2 separate regions of the Mus musculus genome follow, and region 1 is linked to region 2. Evidence: chromatin loops called from intact Hi-C (ENCODE). Cell type or tissue: left cerebral cortex. All regions are shown on one strand. Each heading gives the region's core, and the rest is flanking DNA. Links, peaks and the distances in the headings are about the cores only.

Region 1 (8,000 bases), core at 1-8,000, 380 kb after region 2:
ACCAGGCTGGCTTTGAATTTAGAAATCCGCCTGCCTCTGCCTCCCAAGTGCTGGAATTAAAGGTGTGCGCCACCACTGCCTGGCTTATATGTTCCTTTTTTACTTTTGTTTGTTTGGTGTTTTTTTTGTGTGTGGTGTCCACCCACCCCCAGTTTATCCTCTAAAGCCCCCAGGGATTCTCTTGTCTGTCTTCAAGTCTTAGGATCACAAATGCAAATGCCCTCCCCAGCTTTTTTTTTTTTTTTTTTTGGTTTTTCGAGACAGGGTTTCTCTGTGTAGCCCTGGCTGTCCTGGAACTCACTCTGTAGACCAGGCTGGCCTCGAACTCAGAAATCCGCCTGCCTCTGCCTCCCGAGTGCTGGGATTAAAGGCGTGCACGCCCGGCTCTTCCCCAGCTTTTTAAGGGTGTTCTTGGTTCTTGTGCTATAAGCATTTTATAGGCTGAGCCATCTTTCTTATGCCTTTCCCCATTACTTGTAATTACTTATAAGCACATGTGGCTGTGGGTTCACTGGCATCTAACTCTGATGGGTAGATTGGGTTTCAATGTTTTTACCTACTGAACCACTAAAATTTTTATTTATTTTTTTTGGTAGATTTATTTGGTTGTCTATTTTGATTTTTTTTTTTTTTGAGACAGGGTTTCTCTGTAGCCCTGACTCTTCTGGATCTCACTCTGTAGACCAGGCTGGATTCGAACTTAAAACATCCTGCCTTCTGAGTGCTGGGTTTAAAGCCATGAGCCACTTGTAGATTTATTTGCATGTGAGTTGGGTTTTTGGATCCCTTGGTGCTAGAATTTTCATGTGTTGGGAGTGAACTTTTATGGGTGCTTGGAATTGAACTCAGGCTTTTTTCTTTTCTTTTTTTTAAAGAATATATATATACACACACACACACATATATATATATATATATATATATATATATACATACATACATACATATACACACACACACATACATACATGCATACACACACACATCAGATTTCATTACAAATGCTTTGAGCTACCACGTGATTGCTGGGAATTGGACTCAGGACCTCTGGAAGAGCAGTCAGTTGTCTTAACTGCAGAGCCACCATCTCTCAGCCCCTGAACTCAGTTTTTCTACAAGAACAATATATACTGTAAATCCAGAGCCATCTATAAGCCTAAAGAATTTAATAGCATTATTTTATTTGTAAGCTTTTAGTCTTACTGTGTGTATGTATGTATGTATGTACTATATATGTGCCATTAGTGGAATTCAGAAAAGAGATGGATCTCCTGGATGGTGTTATAGGTGGTTTTAAGCTCCATGTTGGTAGTAGGAACTTAATCCAGGTCCCTAGCAATAGCAACAAATGGTCTTAACCATTTTTCCAGCCCCTTAAAATAATTAAAATTTTCAGAGTAGGACTCACTGTGAAGCCTTTCTGCCTAATACTTATTTTTGTAGACTAGGCTGGTTGTAAATGCAGAGATCCTCCTTCCTCTGCGTCTTAAGTACTGGTAATTTAAAGAAGGTGCAGCATACGTGCCTGAAACAATTTATTACATTGTGTGTGTTTGTGTATATACTTGCTTGGTCAGAACAACTTGCAGGTCTTGGTTCTCTCTTTGTACCATGTGAGTCCCCCAGGGATTGAATGTAAGGTATTTTTACCTCTTGAGCTATCTGGCATTTCCCTAGATATGTTTTTTCTTTTTTTTAGACAGTCTCTATACTCCCCCCCCCCTTTTTTCTTTGTACAATTATTTACTTACTAATGTATATGAGTACACACACTGAAGCTTTTTTCAGACACACCAGAAGAGGGCATCAGATCCCATTACACATAATTGTGAGCTACCATGTGGTTGCTGGGAATTGAACTCAGGATCTCTGTAAGAGCAGTCAGTGCTCTTAACCACTGAGCCATCTCTCATGACATTTTTCATGTCTAAGTGAAATGTTACTAAATGATTCCAAAAATAGTTGGAATGTTTTGAAGTCTTTGTTCAGGATTGTTAGTTGTTTTGGTCCAGGAAGATGTGTTTGTTGGTGTGGGGGATGGTAGCTTTAGTTAAGTTTATTATAGTCTCTCACTATATCCCAGACTGGTTACAAACATATTAGATGGTTTTCCTCTTTCACCTTTTCAGTGATGAGATTGTAAGTGTAAACACCAGTGTAAGATTTTCTTTTGATGAATACTTGGTTGGAATGGTACCTGACAAAATATTTGCTCAATAAGAGAAAAATGAACGGGTGTTTTTTGCTTTGTTTTCTTTTTCTTTTTGGTTTGGTTTTTCGAGACAGGGTTTCTCTGTATAGCCCTGGCTGTCCTGGAACTTACTCTGTAGACCAGGCTGGCCTCAAACTCAGAAATCAGCCTACCTCTGCCTCCCAAGTGCTGGGATTAAAGGCGTGCGCCACCACTACCTGGTGGAATGGGTGATGTTAAGAGGATTTTGTTTGACCCACAAAGCTTTCATTACTCGGTAAGAGTAAATTGTATAGAAGGGACTTTTTTTCTGAGTGCAGGTTAAATGTAGGCTGTTACTCAGATTTATTCTTGTCTCTCAGAGGTATTGTATTTTTAACTTTAATAAGCAGTAATATCTGGAGTAAGGAAGAATGGGAAATGAGAAAGAAAGGGTGGAAATAAGGCTCTATTGAACTTGATATTCTAAAGCTGGTGTAAGGAGGAATTGAAGAACAGGTTTTCTGAAATTTCTTTTTGTTTGTTTAATTTCCTTTTACCCTAAAGAGTACAGGGGCTCAGGTCCAGGTGGCAGGGGATATGCTCCCCAACTCAACTGAGCGGGCAATCACTATTGCTGGCATTCCGCAGTCCATCATTGAGTGTGTCAAACAGATCTGCGTGGTCATGTTGGAGGTAAGCCCTCAGGCTCATGCTGGAGGTGGGGGTGATTCTGGGGACAGGGGAGCTGATCTATATTTAGTAAGACTAGAATTAGTTGAAGCTGTTAAGAGGCTTATCAGTATAGGTGTGGGTAAAATGGTTCCTTGAGTTCATACATTCTTTCTCCCAGTTTTAATGTATCTTAGTCTGTGAGCAAAAATAGGATCTGTTAAAAAGCAGTTGTGTTGTAGTTCAGAATGTTCTAGTAGTGTGGGTAGAGTAAGGTAGACTGTAAGGACTTGGGATTTTTGAAATGTTAGCTAACTTACCTTTTGAATTTCTTGACATTGATACATTCTCTATTTTTCATTTGAAGCAGGATATATTCAAAACAATAGTTATATCATAGGAAAAGTATCAATGATGGGATTTCTGAGTGAATTATGAAGTCCTATATATTCTGCAGCAAAAAAATGATGGAAATTAGATCTTGAGTTACATGGAGTTGGCCCCATATGAATCATAAAGAAAGATTTTTTTGTCTTTGGACCATAAACATACCATTTGGGACTTTATGTCTTAATTAACAAAAATGTGAGGTCCTAAAAATTACCACTTAAAGTATATCTACACATATTGTGTGTGTGTGTGAGAATTAAATTTATTTTCAAGTCTGGAAATCAGGATTAAAATTATTTCAAAGCCTCTTCATTGAGAATTAGTATGAGCCACATAATCCATAACCTTCCTACTTGCTTTTTAAAGACAACTAATCATGCACAACTTGATAAGTAAGGAACTGGAAAGAATAATTTTTATTTAACTGACCTGTGTGTGCTATAGCCACACAGCTGAAGCAGCTTTGAAACCTTATCTCTTTTTGTTTTTTTCCCCTCTGACTCTCTCCCAGTCCCCCCCGAAGGGCGTGACCATCCCGTACCGGCCCAAGCCCTCCAGTTCTCCAGTCATCTTTGCAGGTGGTCAGGTAAGAAAATCCTTATTGGTGGGCTAGAATGAACGAAGATTATATTATAAATATCAACTTTGCCAGCAACACACCAAGCTACTTTGCATGCTTGCTGAAAACTTGTACTTTTGGCCATAGTTTGATTTGCTTTTAAGAAAATTTTGAATGCCAAGACCTTATTTTTAGCAGAAAACGGAAGTTTTGTAGACACTCAGAAGAGAAATTGGTGGTTTGGGTTAGAGTTAAATTACTCCAGTGTTATTACCTCTCTCCCGATATCGACCATCCCGTCTATGCTTCTGTATGTGTGGAATGATGGAGGTCTAAGTAATGATAGCAAAGGAGTTGGGCCTCTGGAAATTCTGGATGGTGGTTTCAAATGGCATGGGGACATGGGATCAGGTCCTGAATTTGAGTGTCCTACAAATTTTCCCTCCCTTTCACCTCACCTCCCCTACTCCTACCCTTTTACCCCCCCAAAATCCAGTTTGTTTTTCACTAGAGTCTTAACCTTATAAACACTGGTTTGAAACCCCATGGTGTAACTGAAATCAGCTGGAGTAAGATAAGCATAGGATGCGGGAACATACTGGGCTGTAGTGTGAGAACACCAGAGCATTCTCTCAATGCCTCGTTTACCTTTAACAGTTAGAGTTGTGTGAGAAGATTGATAAATGTCATGATAATAGTAGTGTATTTTCATGGTTAGTGTTTTCTTGATAAATGTCATGATAATAGTGTATTTTCATGGTTAGTGTTTTCTTGAGTAATAATAGGTAAAGCAGTTTTTAAAGTATTGAAATTCAGGTTAAAATAGTGATCTTTGTAACTAGGGCCTACCCTATTTAAAAACATCTATGCTTAACTAGTTATATTTATTTGTATTTTGTCTGAAAACCATTTGAGAGGGGAAAGCATCAACTTGGAGTTAATTCCACATTTTATTGAAATATAATGAAAGTGAAGAAGTTTATGTCTTGCTGAGAGCTTTCACAAGTGGTCATATTGCAGTGTTATATATTGAGATGTGTTAGATCTTTGTTTTAGCATTAGCTTTGTTTTAACAGGTTTGTCAGAGCTGTCATAAATATTGGGGCAAGAGAAGCAGCAGCTCAATCAGTCATTGTAGACAGGAGGGTTAGCCTCAGGAGTCATCCTCTTCCCATGGAACTCTAGGTTCTTCAGTGCTGTGTCACCCATCAACCTCCGCACGACAGTCTGTCCTTCCTTATCTTCATTCCAAACCTCACTCCTCTCCCTTTGTACCTCTTTGCTTCCCTCCCTCCCTCCCTCCCTTTATTCAGTTAACTGCCCTCTAAAAGCTTACAGCTTCTTCTATCTATCAGTTGCCCTCTTATGGGTCATTCCCATGGACCTTTTTATAAATAGACCAGTTCATACAGTGTCCAGAGATGGACCTGTATCTTTTGTTGTAAAGTGGGCTCTGTAGGGGTTCAAGTTAATCCTACAGTGACCAAGACCTGGCATCAGCTCACTTTTACTGAAAATAACCCAATTGTGCAGTGTCATCTGCCTCTAGGTAACTTTTTTTTTTTAATTCACTGATTACAGCTCGTTTCAAATCTGTGTTGTGAGCTCCTTTTTAAAGGAAACAAGAAAAAAAAAATAAGCAACTTTTTTTTTTTTTTTTGGTGTGAATTTCATGCTGGTGACAAGGTGCCGGATTGACAGCCCTGGAGACTGAAATCCTCTATTTATCCACAGGACAGGTACAGCACAGGCAGCGACAGTGCGAGCTTTCCCCACACCACCCCGTCCATGTGCCTCAACCCTGACCTGGAGGGACCACCTCTAGAGGTGAGAGGGGATGTTCAGTCTCCAAGGCTCACTCAATCCTTCCGCCTCAGCCGAGACTGCCAACACACGGGGGGCGAGTGGCGCTGGTGATTTTTGTGCTGTGGACACCACCTGTCCACGGGGACCTGGACTGACCTCCCCACCTCATTTCACACAGGCCGCGTAGCCCACCAGATGGTAACACCAACTTTTTTTTTTTTTTAACTTTTTTTTTTTGTTGTTGTTGTTCAATCCCTCTTTTCCCTCTCCCACTCTTCCCTTCCCATTTTCACCTTTCCACCCCGACCTGGGTGTGCTTTTGGGGGTAATAACCACTGCATTGTAATGTGAGAGACTTCACATTGTTTTAAGTAACCAGCTACACCTTTCTCCCCATCCGTTCTTTTATTCCTTTTCTCCTTGCCCCTCCCCCCAACTCCCTCCTATTGCCCAAAAGACCAAGCTCCCTTTTTGGGAGAATCTGCTGTGGGGAGGAGGGCATAGTGGGAGCTGCAAGTACCTTTTATGCAGGTGGGTGGGCAAAACCAGGATATAGCAAATTGACCCCCCCCCCAAATGCTTCTGTGGTCAGGTCCCTAGTGTTAGAGACCTAGCTAGCTTCTATCTAGTGCACTTAAGTTCATAGGCAATGTTTGAATACATGCCATGCAGGTTTGTCTAGATGCAAATCATTTATATTAGTATGATTACTATCTTGTATTAAATATATAGGGTGCAGGGGATTGGTCAGTCAAAGCATTGCTTTACTTTCATTTTCCACATTTTCTTGTTAAAAAGCAAATATGTATATTTTGCCTTAATTAAAGAGAATTTGTATATCCTTAGAGGATCCCGTGGAATAAAGTTAATACTGTATTTGGGGCTCAAAGAAGGCCAGCTCAGTTCTGACCATTGTGAGATTTCATCTACTGCCTCAGTCCCTGGACTCCCTTTCTCTAGTTCAACTCTGGCTTCCTGGCTAGTTGAAAACTTGTCTCCCCCACTCCCCCACATTGGGTTGCTGTCCATGACTGGTTTTTAATAGGAACTGTTTTCCTCCTTTTGTAGGCCTATACCATTCAAGGACAGTATGCCATTCCACAGCCAGATGTAAGTTTTTATTTCATTTGTTTTGAAAAACTCCCTCTCCATCCAAAATTATCTGAATCTTTTCTCCTTAGGCAGGAGTAAGTTGGGTCTTCAACTTTTGTGGTGGTGTTGTGGCTTAAAAGGTGAACCACACAGTATCAATGTGTTAGCCTTTGAATGTGAAACCCCTAGAAATTATATATCCATGGTATATGTTATTAATATCTTGGCACAATTCAAACTGTCAGTGAAGTGTGCTTCCCTTAAGTAATTTCTTTGGGTAAGATGGAGCCTTTAGGTGCTGAAGGTTTATTTATATAAGTAAGGTTAGAAAACTGATTATTGAACCTCAATTCAAACTTTACTAACAACTTCTTACTTTTAAAAGTACTAGTATTTGGAGTTTTGTCTTTTTTTCTTGCATGCCTCTTTCATTTTTACTAATCCTTTCAGGTGCCAAACATTAGACTTTGATTAGTTCTTGGTTAGTGGAAGCCCCTAGGAGAGGTGTGAAGTAGACCGATTAAGGATTATTTTATCACCAGTTAGGACAATTATCTATGTGTATTACACATAAGATCATTGGAAAAATACTTGTTGGGGACTAAGCCCAGTTTGGTTTCTTGTTAATCTTCTCTCCTCCTTGCAGTCTCCCTGCCCCCCTCAACTCCTTCCCTTTTCCCAGTACTAGTAGAACCCTGCATGGTGTGTCTTCCCTAGCACCACTGCACAGTTTGTTTATCTAGCCTGTCTGTGCTTGTCCCTGGGGCAACCGTTGGCAATGGCTGCATATATACCTCCATTAAACAGTCCACAGGGGATAGTTGTTGGGCTGCTATTACTGCTTTCTTTTTCACATACCCAAATGCATTCATCTCTTGTATACTGACATCCTTTCTATTTCTAACTTTTACCTGTCATATTCTGCCTGTCCTCTGGATTGTACTGTAAGCCCCATTCTTATCCTATGTTATACTTGGAATAGTAGACTCAACTTTGGGAATCAGGGGCCATGTGCATTTTCACATATTGAGTGTGCTTGAGTTCTGACTAGGTTACCCTTCTAATGCTGATCTCTCCTGTTTCCTTCATGCAGTTGACCAAGCTGCACCAGTTGGCAATGCAACAGTCTCATTTTCCCATGACCCATGGCAACACCGGATTCAGTGGTATGGATAACTCAGTGTTATTTCTGTAAGGTGTAGCACAAGATAGAGGCCAGTCCCAAGGTCTCAGCTTGTCAACTGTTAAAAAAAATTCATTACCATCCAGCATCTGCTGGTTTAAACTTGACCTACTATGGCTAAAGGAGGT
Region 2 (9,332 bases), core at 759-8,758:
GGGGTGTGTAAATGGGGTGAGTTGGAGGTCTTCAGCCTTGAATGGGATGTAAGGTTTCTATAAATCTCCCTCACTGGAGCCCCACGCTGGTGCTTGTTTATAATGTATGTGACCCTGACTGGTTTTCTGCTTAGGAGGGTTGGCTTCTTTACTCCCCTCAAGAATAAAGGATAATGCAAAGAACGATTGAGCAAGGTCCTGGTTTCTCTTGCAACACTGTAGCTTGACCTGTCTGCTTTGATGTGCACCTTTGTAGGGGTCAGCTCCAAAGATGGCGAGCCTCCCTGTTGTGGGTAGTCAGGTACCTGCAGACAGAGGATACCTTGGTCCTAGGCCTGCTGTGCAGGAGCACTGATGTCCCGTGCTGCAGCAGTAGGCACAGCAAATCGCTTCTCCGGTGGATTTGATTGGCTAGTAGCTAGGAAGTGGGCTTTTGCAGATACCCACAGTTGAATGGGTTTTTTTAAACCATTGTTGTAGACAATGAGAAGGTAGTTTGCCCTCTTCATGTCTATTTCCCTTCCAGATAGTTGCATCCGAAGACAGCTGTTTTGTCCCACTCTCCTACTTTGCTCCTCTGTTAAAATAAAAACAGGGGTTGACTTATGTCCCGCTCCTGAATACATGTAAAATTTGTACAAAAATATCTTCTATGAAAATGATTTGTAATCTGTAGACATTACTTGGGAGATGTCTTGAGATGTAAAATCCCATCCTTTGGGTTGAGGGTTTTTTTGTTTTTCTCCAAATAAATCCAGTCTTTAAAGTTGATGGTTAATGTTGCAGTTTATCGCTCTTTCCCCCCCCCCCCCCATGCCTCTCCTTTCCCCACCCCTTCCTTCCGTTTCGCACAGCAGTATGTGAGCTGTTGCAGGACAGTGGGTAGGCTCACCAACAGTGGAGATGGACCTCTGTGCATGGAGCCCAGGCAGGGTTCGCCGTCCTGGTTGACTTACTCCAACCCCCAGTGTTTGCCTCCTTGCAGTCCATGAAGCCACGTGGTGGGCTTGCCTAGCAAGCTGTTGGGCACTGATACAGGGAACCACCTCAAGAGATATTTCAGACTTAAGGGAGCTTTTCAAAGCTGGTCATCGCTGAAAACAGGAAAATGAGTTAGGATAGAGACAACCTCTAGAGTCACGAGGAACTGGAACACATTTGAGGGACTTGTATCCAAGATGGGGATGATGCAACTAAAAGCAGCTGCTTGTCTAGGGTTGGGTTTGGTTTGATTGATTGGTTGGGGTGTTTTGTTTTTTATTGAGGAAAGGTTTCTCTGCACCCCTGGCTGTCTTGGAACTGACTCTCCATTGCCTGGCCATTGCTTTTCTATTTCCTAACAAAGCCAAAACTGGCAGAGCTGGTCTGGGATCCATGAATGGCTAGGCATTGGGAGCTTTTCAGTGTGAAAGGTTTCCCAGGCTTTGCTCCAGAAGCTAGTCCCAGGAGACCAATGATCATGGGCTGGGAGCAGCCAACATCTGGGAAAGGGGAAACAAAGACACAAAGAAGAGAAAGATGGTCATGTCTGTTCCAGGAGGATCCTCTAAAAAAGCAAGGCTATATATATAGCATGACCACAACTGCTTAACTGTATGGAGCCTCCTATGTGTAAAGACAAGACTAGTCAGTCCTCACTGCCCATCTCAGCTGACAGAATGCCAACAGGACATTTATATGACACACTTGGTTCTGGGCTGGGTACACTCCAGGCCACAGACTAGTTTCTCCTAACAGAACCAGGCACCATGCTCTGGAATCCAAGGCAGTGAAGTGTTAAGTGTCACCTCAAGTGCCTCACTAGCTCCAAGCATGGACTCTAAGGAAGTGGCTGAGCTCCACATCTGCTTCTGGGAAGCAACAATTGACAAATAAGCTCCGTTTCTCAGCAACCATTAACCCCCGGGGCTACAAGTGAAGGGGACTTGCTTTCCCGCCCCCACTAAACAAAGTTTGGAAGAGAATTCTGTTCCCGCCCAGCTGCAGCAGCAACCTCCTGGTTGGACAATGCTTGCTCTGTCCTCTGCCAAGAGGTCTGCCTCTGAAGCTAGTGCTGCCCCTTACCCCACACTGCTCCTGGTTCCTAGAGCCCAGTGCTCTTCCAGTCGGGAGAGCCCAAGACTCTCAAGATCCACCTCAAGAAATTAAGTTATCAGTTATGGGCATGAGATCTCAGGCTGTGGAAGAGGGAGTTCTTCCTTCAGAACCGAGATGGACTTCTTTCTGCATAGTCAAGGTAAGAACATGCTTGTGGAGGGAAGGCAGTAGGTGTCCACCTTTATCCATAGCGTCTGGTTTTCTCCCTCTCCCCTTTCCCTGCTGCTGAGCCGGCAATCAGTGCCTGGCTCCCAGCACCCACTTTTACCCTATCACCAACAAGCATCCTGCTTTAGATTTCCCTTCCCTCAATCAGTACCTGAAGAGCAGTGATCAAACCTGAGCTGAGGATCCAGCTACACATCTGGTGACTCTCCCCCCCCCCCCCACCCCCCAATTCCTAGGAACCTTTCAAGTTTGTCCTAATGACTGCTTAGGCAGGGGAGGATACCAGCCTGATGTGAAGTTATAGTCCCATCTACCTTTGCGATCCAATCAATCTAGCTCACTCATTGGTGACTTCAGAGATTAAAAGCTACATCCAGAGGTTATATCCTAGCACCCAGCCAAAGCCCAGGATATGCTGGGAAGGGCTGGGTGTTAAAAGAGCTAGCTGCAGGCATTAAACAAACATTTTCATATACCATGCTAATTACATAATCTAATCTTGCCAGAATACACAGCACAACCTTCAGCCTTGCTCTTTCCCATGAGCCTCCTACAATCCCTGCCTCTCTCTCCCTCCAACTCTCACTTCACCGCCAGTGGAGCCATTCCCTCCCTAGTGTCTCTCCAGCTCTTCCTCTAGTCCCCTGAGATGCTGGCTGCTTTAAAAGTGCCCACTGAACAGTAAGATCCACCAGCCATGCTTCCTGGCTGCCAGATTGAAATCGGGTGCTCCGTTCTTCATTAATCAGAACCAGACCGGCCAAGCCTAGCCTTTGCCAGAACAGGATGAAGGATGAGCACAGAACTCTGCTGAGAGATGGGACAGGCAGGCAGGCCCAGAGGGCTTGAGCAGACAGTACTGCTTTGAGCACCTACCCTGGCACTGAACTCTCCGCACTTCCCACTTCTCAGCATTGAGATGCATGGCTCCATCAATTTCCATCATGGAAATTCCAGCGGGGTGGGTAACAGCAGACAGAACAGTTTAGGATCTGCTAAGGAACGCTGGGAACAGGGAATTACAACAGGTTCTAAGATTCTAGGACCACATCCCTACTCTCAACTTCTCCAAGTGACACAACTCAAACTAATACCATGGTCCCTAGCTTAATTCCAGACGTTCCTATCCAATATCAGATTTTAAAAGAATGGAATGAGGTTACACCATCAAAAGAACTTCCACTGAGAAGACCTAAGGACACCGGCGCGATGACTTAAGCAGTTGAGTGTCAGGAATCTTGAATCTGCTGTGGGTTCTCAGCTCTGAGTCATTTGAGAGAAGTGACAGAAAGCTCCAGGAAGCATTAAGACCTGGGACACCAGCAACTTTAGGTGTCTAAATCTGGTGCCCCAACCATGCCAGGCCTAGTTCGGACTTGGATGAGTATAGAGGCCTCTGCATCCACCTTCCTTTAGAAGTCTATGTGGCTCACGCGTTTCTCCCTGCCCTGTCCCTCTGGCCTCTCCTCGGGTGCCTGTGGCCCTCTGCAGACTCTCGGCCTGAGGCTTCCCGGGGCTGTCCTCCCACGTGCGATCCCACTCGGGCTCTGGCTGCCGCTCCGTCTGCGAGTCTCAGCCGGAGCCTGCCTCGGCGCGCACGGAGGACAGTGGGAGGAGAAGAGGGAGAAAGGAGGAGGCGCGGGCGGGGAGCGGGTGGAAGGTGGCGATTGGAGCCCAGGAAGAAGGAGGGAGCCGGAGGGCGGGAGGAGGCAGCCGGCGCAGGGCGCGGCGGGAGGGAGCCAGCTGAGCGCCCGTCCCGCCGCCGCTGCCGCCGCCGCCGCCTCCGCGTATCGCGGCGCGGCTAGGCGGGATGGGCTGGTCCGGGGGCGCCCCCTGCTGCTGCCCCAGTTCGCCGCGCCCCCGGCCCTCTGGGCGCCCCCCACAGGTGAGTGGCTGCGCCACGCTGGACGGGAGCGCGGGCGAGCGTCGGCCCTCTGCGTCACAGCGCGCGGTCCGAGCCAGGGACGGGCACCAGGGGGCGCGGAGCCACTGGGGGTCCGGGAGCATTGGGCGCGGCCCGTGCCCTCCCCTCCGGGTCTCGGTGAGCTAGGGGACAGTTGAAGATACTAGAGGTGACCAGGGGGCGGGGCGCGGCTGTGGACCTAGCTCAGGCCGCCACGCCTTCCTGCGTCCCACTGTGCACTACTGTTGGCTCAGGCCACTCTCTGCGTACCTCTCTAGCTCGAGCCACAAGCGCACTTTGAACACAAGATGCCCGCGGCAGCTGGCATCAATGTTGCGGCCCTGGCCTGGCAGAGTGCATGCAAACTTTTTCCTCTCTGTTTTCTCTATCTGAGACACTGAGGCAGAATGCAGACACAGATGAAGCTGATTTCTCCTTTTAACCCTTTTCTACTTCTGCCCTACCTAGATACCCCCTAGGTCCCTCTAGACACACCCTTGAATCCTACCTCCCTTCCCCTCCCTCCTTTACTGGGCCTCACTCCTCTGTGGCCCGGCTCCGGGCCTCTCATCCAACCACAGCTATTTCCAGGAAGGAGGGGTGTGTGGGTGGGTGGAGGGGTTTCTCCAAACAAACCCAAGGCTTCAGAGTGAGAGGGGGCCCGGCTGGGGAGAATCAAAAGAGCTCTGGAATATTCCAGGCAGGAGGTGGGAGGTGAGGATCTGGTAATGCTGCCATTCCTCAGGCACTGTTTGCCCTCAGCTACTTTCAGAAATACTCCACACTCCCTGCGGTGGGGACGCGCAGAGCCAACTAGACACTTAACTTTCTAGATCTAGGTGGGCAGTGTAAGTTCAGTGAGGGCAGAGGCTGTTTGGGAACCTGTTCCAGAGGAAAAGACTTTCAGTCCCACCAGAGGTTGCAGATGTAGGCCCATGTACCATAGGAGCAGAGGGGAAAAAAAATTGATCAGGGGAGGCGCTGCAGTGATCCATCTTCCCCAGCAGGGCTGGGTGCGGAATCAGGACAGCCCCGGTTGCCCACCTGGCCATCGGCCTGGAATGTCCTGGGACACAGCCAGAACTCAGGTGGGGATTGCAGAGCCAGGGGCCCTCTCCAGTTACAGCACGGTGCCCCACCCCTTGCCACTCACAGGGCCTTCTAGCCAGGGTACACTGGCAACGATGGGCTTCCTAGAGAACAGGCATGCAGCGGGAAGAGGCCTCAGACTCTTCAGTCTGACAGGTCTTCTGAAGGATCCCTGGGGAGGACTAGAGCAGCCCTTCATCTGTCAGATGGGCGTGAGGCAGAAAGAGGAGAGTCCTGTGGGACCCTGCAAGAGGTGCCAGAACTGGAGGAGTTGCACTGGGACATTCAGTAAATACCATGCAAATGAGGGTGACACGGTGTACATTCTTTCAAATGACAGCTAGCTACAGCATTCCAAAGGCTGCTGTCTAGAGCTTGGGCTGGGAACCCCCAGGCTGTTGACCCTTGTTGTAGGAAGGTTGTTCCATCCTTTCCAAGGGCCCCATACACCTCCTTCCCTTGACTCCTGGGACAGGAAGTTGGCCCTATTCCCAGGAGGGAAGCAGGAGGCCCTAGAGAGGGTGGAGTATGTGTTGGGAGGGGGCCTCCTGTCCAGTCCTCGGGTCCAGTGACAGCCACAGAGGAAGGAGAGACAGGCCAGAAGAGCCATGAAGGTAGCGCTCAGATTCTGGTGGGCGGGTGGGGTCCCCAGTAGAACCTCAGGTGCAGGATCTGGGAGCTAAGCCAGGAACTGTGGGTTGTATCTGGAGAGGAGCAGCTGGGGTGTTCAGGAGGAACCTCCAGTGCTTTGGGTTACAGCAAGATGGACCATTCCTGTAAGCCCTTAGCCCTTCCCGCTGGAACTTGGCGTTGAGGAGGGTACTATAAGATCCTTCTCCCGTCTGACAGGGAAGTTAGCCCTCATCCCTAACTTTCTTTCACCCTGAGGATGTGGAGTGCTGGGCTGTCAGGGGTACTGGTTCCCAGCAACACTCCCTTCCCACAGGAAATCCCAAGGGAGCATGAGGGTTCAGGCTAGAGACTGGCCGGGGACACAGTGTTCTCCACTGGCCCTTGAGCCCTGCCCTGAGACCTGAATTCCCACCCTGTGCCACTGGCTGATTCCAGGGCTGGATCTCAGGACTGCAGACCCCCTGCACACAGTGGCCCACTGGGTGGGAGGCAGCTCCAGAGATGGGGAGAGCCAGAGATCTTAGGCTGACACTCCCAGCAGGGTAGATCCTGGGAATCTGATCTCCTGGCCTCCCCCACATCCTCCCCCACCCCACTTCCTGGAGCAGCGACCTGCCCCCTTCCCGCCTGCACTTCCCTCCACTTCCAGGGCCAGGCTTCTCCACACACCAGCCAGACAGCCTCCCCTCCACCCAAGGGAAGCGGCTGCCTCGGCAGGCTGCTTCCAGGAAGCCCCAGGCCAGGCCCCAGCATTGTTCAGGCCCTGCAGCCAAGAGTCCAGCCAGCCAGACACCATGAAGTCCAGCGGCCCTGTGGAAAGGTTGCTCAGAGCCCTGGGGAGGAGGGACAGCAGCCGGGCCACCAGCAGGGTAGGAGTGCCCACCAGCTGGGCAAAGGTGGGGCAGGGTGGAGGTGCGGACAAGGCGGGAGGGCCAGGATTCAGGCCAGACCAGACCCTCTTCCTAGTTTCAGCCTCTTCTCCTGGCTGGCTCAGCATCCCCCTCCTCTTTCTTTCGCCTGACCCCCTGAGGTGGCTAGGGTAGGGTAGCAGTGTGATTCTAGCATCTGTTTTGACTTCTCTGTGTATTTCCTGGCTTGAGCCTGGATAGGCCCCGAGGGTTCAGCTAAGAGCTCAAGCCCTGACCTCCGGGGGAAGCTTGAGGGAAAAGGTATGGGAAGAAGGCAATGAGGGAAGGGAGGGTGCCTTCTACTGACGTCATCTGCACACGACGTCATCATCCACAAGTGCGTCCAAGTGTCCTGGTGGGTCTCGCCCCCAGTCGTTAAGGGACCAACGCTGCTCCCATGTTATTCTCCTCTTCACACTACGGTGGGCAGATCCAGGGAGAGGAGGGGACAGCGGGAGCTTGAACACACAGCGGTGAAGAATGTGCAGTGGAGTGGTGGGAGGAGTGAGGGAGATTGTCCACAGACTCTAGATAGGAGGGATGAACTGGGGTGGGAGGGGTCAGAACTGCAGTGAAAACTTGCAGTGAGTAGGGACTAAGGGGGACCTGGACAACTGGTGGCAGCCCAGCCAGCCACTGACCTCACTACCTCTGGGTGGGGAGGGGGCATCCGGAGAACCTGGCCACCCCTGTCATAACATGCAGAGGCAGCGAGGCAGCTGCCTGTGTGTCCCCACTGCTATTCCTCCTTCCGAGCGAACGTCTTAGACAATTGCTGCCTGCCGCCTCAGTGCACAGAGAGTAAACATGTTGTTCTGACCGTGGGGGAGGGGGTCATATTAGCTGCCTGGAGCTTGGGGACACTGAGAGCCAGGGGCTCAGAACTGGCTGCAGTCAGTCTGGGTATTATGTGATAGTGCTTGTGTGTCCTGGCCGTCAGCTCACAGTATACAAGCCTCTTGTGGGGAGGGCAAGATGGGAGGAGAGTCAGACCCCCCACTCTGCCAAGATTCAGAAAGCCCTCACATTGGAAGTGGGGGTGTGTGTGACAAGGACATCACATAGCTCCGCCACGTGAGAAGTCCTGAGTGAACCCTTAGGGAGGAGTTGACCCAGCCAAGGTGACGCAAGGGGTCACATTCCAAGCCCTGTAGAGGACAGGCCTCATGACTACCCTGAAACAGCTGTGGCCAAGTGTGCCTTAGAGTTCACAGACTTTTGGCTGGAAGAGAGGGAAGCAGCATCGCTCTAAGGAAAGGTCCCTGCCCAGCCTTGGAGATGAGCCCACTAGGAACACATACCCCTATTTGTCTGTCATCCCACCCGCAGCCGAGGAAAGCAGAACCACACAGCTTCCGGGAGAAGGTTTTCCGGAAGAAAACTCCAGTGTGTGCAGTGTGTAAGGTGACCATCGATGGGACCGGTGTCTCCTGCCGAGGTGAGGTGGTGCTCTTGGTGCCTGAGCCCTCCAGGCAGCACTTCTGTGTGGCTCAGGCTCTAGAGACAGGCAAATTCAGAAACAAATGCCCTCACTCTTCTTGACACCCACCTTGCCACAGCCCAGGAGATTTGTGACTCTACCACCTTCCCATCCTTACCTGTGACTAGGGTCTTCCCTTCCTCTTGCTCCTCCTCCTCTTCTTCTTCCTCCTCCTCTTTTTCTTCTTCCTCCTCTTCTTTTTCCTCCTTTTTCCTTTTCCTCCTCCTTTTCCTCTTCTTCCTCTTCCTCTTCCTTCTCTTTTTCCTCTTCTTCCTCCTCTTTTTCCTCTTCTTCCTCCTCCTCTTTTTCCTCTTCTGCCTCCTCCTCTTTTTCCTCTTCCTCCCCTTTCTCTTCCTCCTCATCTTCCTGTTCCTCTTCTTCTTCCTCATCCTTTTCTTCTTCCTCCTCTTCTTCCTCCTACTGTTCTTCCTCCTCTTCCTCTTTCCCCTCCTCACCTCTATTCATCCTAGACCCCAACCCCCGGCCCTCTTCCCTTACTCCAGAGCAGAACCTGTTGATAACCAGCTCTGTTCTTCAACTCCTAGTAACCTAGTGTACCAGGGTCCCAGAGCTGGCTTCTAAGGCCTGTGGGGCTGGAGCACAGTTATTTTGACTATTCCCGTAAGCCTCTGCTAACCTCTACCCTTTCTCTCTCTAGTCTGCAAGGTGGCCACACACAGAAAATGTGAAGCAAAGGTGAGTATGTGGTTCTATCTAATGGGGAGATGGTGTCTTTCCCTGTCCAGACAGGCATCTTCAGCCTCACTGGCATGGGCCACCATGTCACCCTGTCCCCTGTCACTCACTCCTGGACACCCCTTCCTGGGTGGCAGGGGTGTTGTGTTGGGCTCTTTAAGAAACACCCTACTCCACCCCTGGAGGGTTGGCCCAGGAGGGTGGACAGTGAGACAGCGTTTGTCTTGGTGCTGTGCCCAGGCTGCAGCTGGCGAGAGGATGAGGGGGGGTGGCTGCGGGGGGAGGAAGGGCGGGGTGGATAGAGAGGGAGCAAGATTTCAGAGACCAGGCACCCTGATGGGAGGTGCCTTCCCTCTGA

What was found. Hi-C counts contacts between places; a loop is a spot of excess contacts. Peaks named below come from ENCODE experiments on the same cell type or tissue, not always from the same donor. Only the 100,000 strongest peaks of a DNase experiment are listed, where the experiment ranks them.
Region 1: a loop joins it to region 2, with 3 times the contacts of the local background. A loop is called at or near these places in 7 of 42 quality-filtered maps.

Annotation. Positions count from the first base shown.
Region 1 is chr15:102,480,423-102,488,422 of GRCm38, forward strand. Pcbp2 (poly(rC) binding protein 2) reads left to right here. Exons shown (of 15, transcript NM_001103165.1): 7 at 2,738-2,866; 8 at 3,744-3,818; 9 at 5,526-5,618; 10 at 6,666-6,707; 11 at 7,783-7,855. Among named protein-coding and RNA genes, the nearest start is that of Pcbp2, 14 kb to the left of the region's middle. In left cerebral cortex, for the core only: no CTCF peak of the experiment used is centred there; no DNase peak of the experiment used is centred there.
Region 2 is chr15:102,096,403-102,105,734 of GRCm38, forward strand. Eif4b (eukaryotic translation initiation factor 4B) reads left to right here. Exons shown (of 15, transcript NM_145625.3): 15 at 1-771. It overlaps Tns2 (tensin 2), which reads left to right and starts at 6,532. Exons shown (of 29, transcript NM_153533.3): 1 at 6,532-6,759; 2 at 8,128-8,236; 3 at 8,937-8,974. The coding sequence starts at 6,685. In left cerebral cortex, for the core only: CTCF peaks have their summits at 4,187 (motif pointing left) and 5,159; DNase peaks (open chromatin) are centred at 3,258, 3,613, 3,848, 4,272 and 3 more places; H3K4me3 peaks cover 4,272 bases; H3K27ac peaks cover 5,925 bases.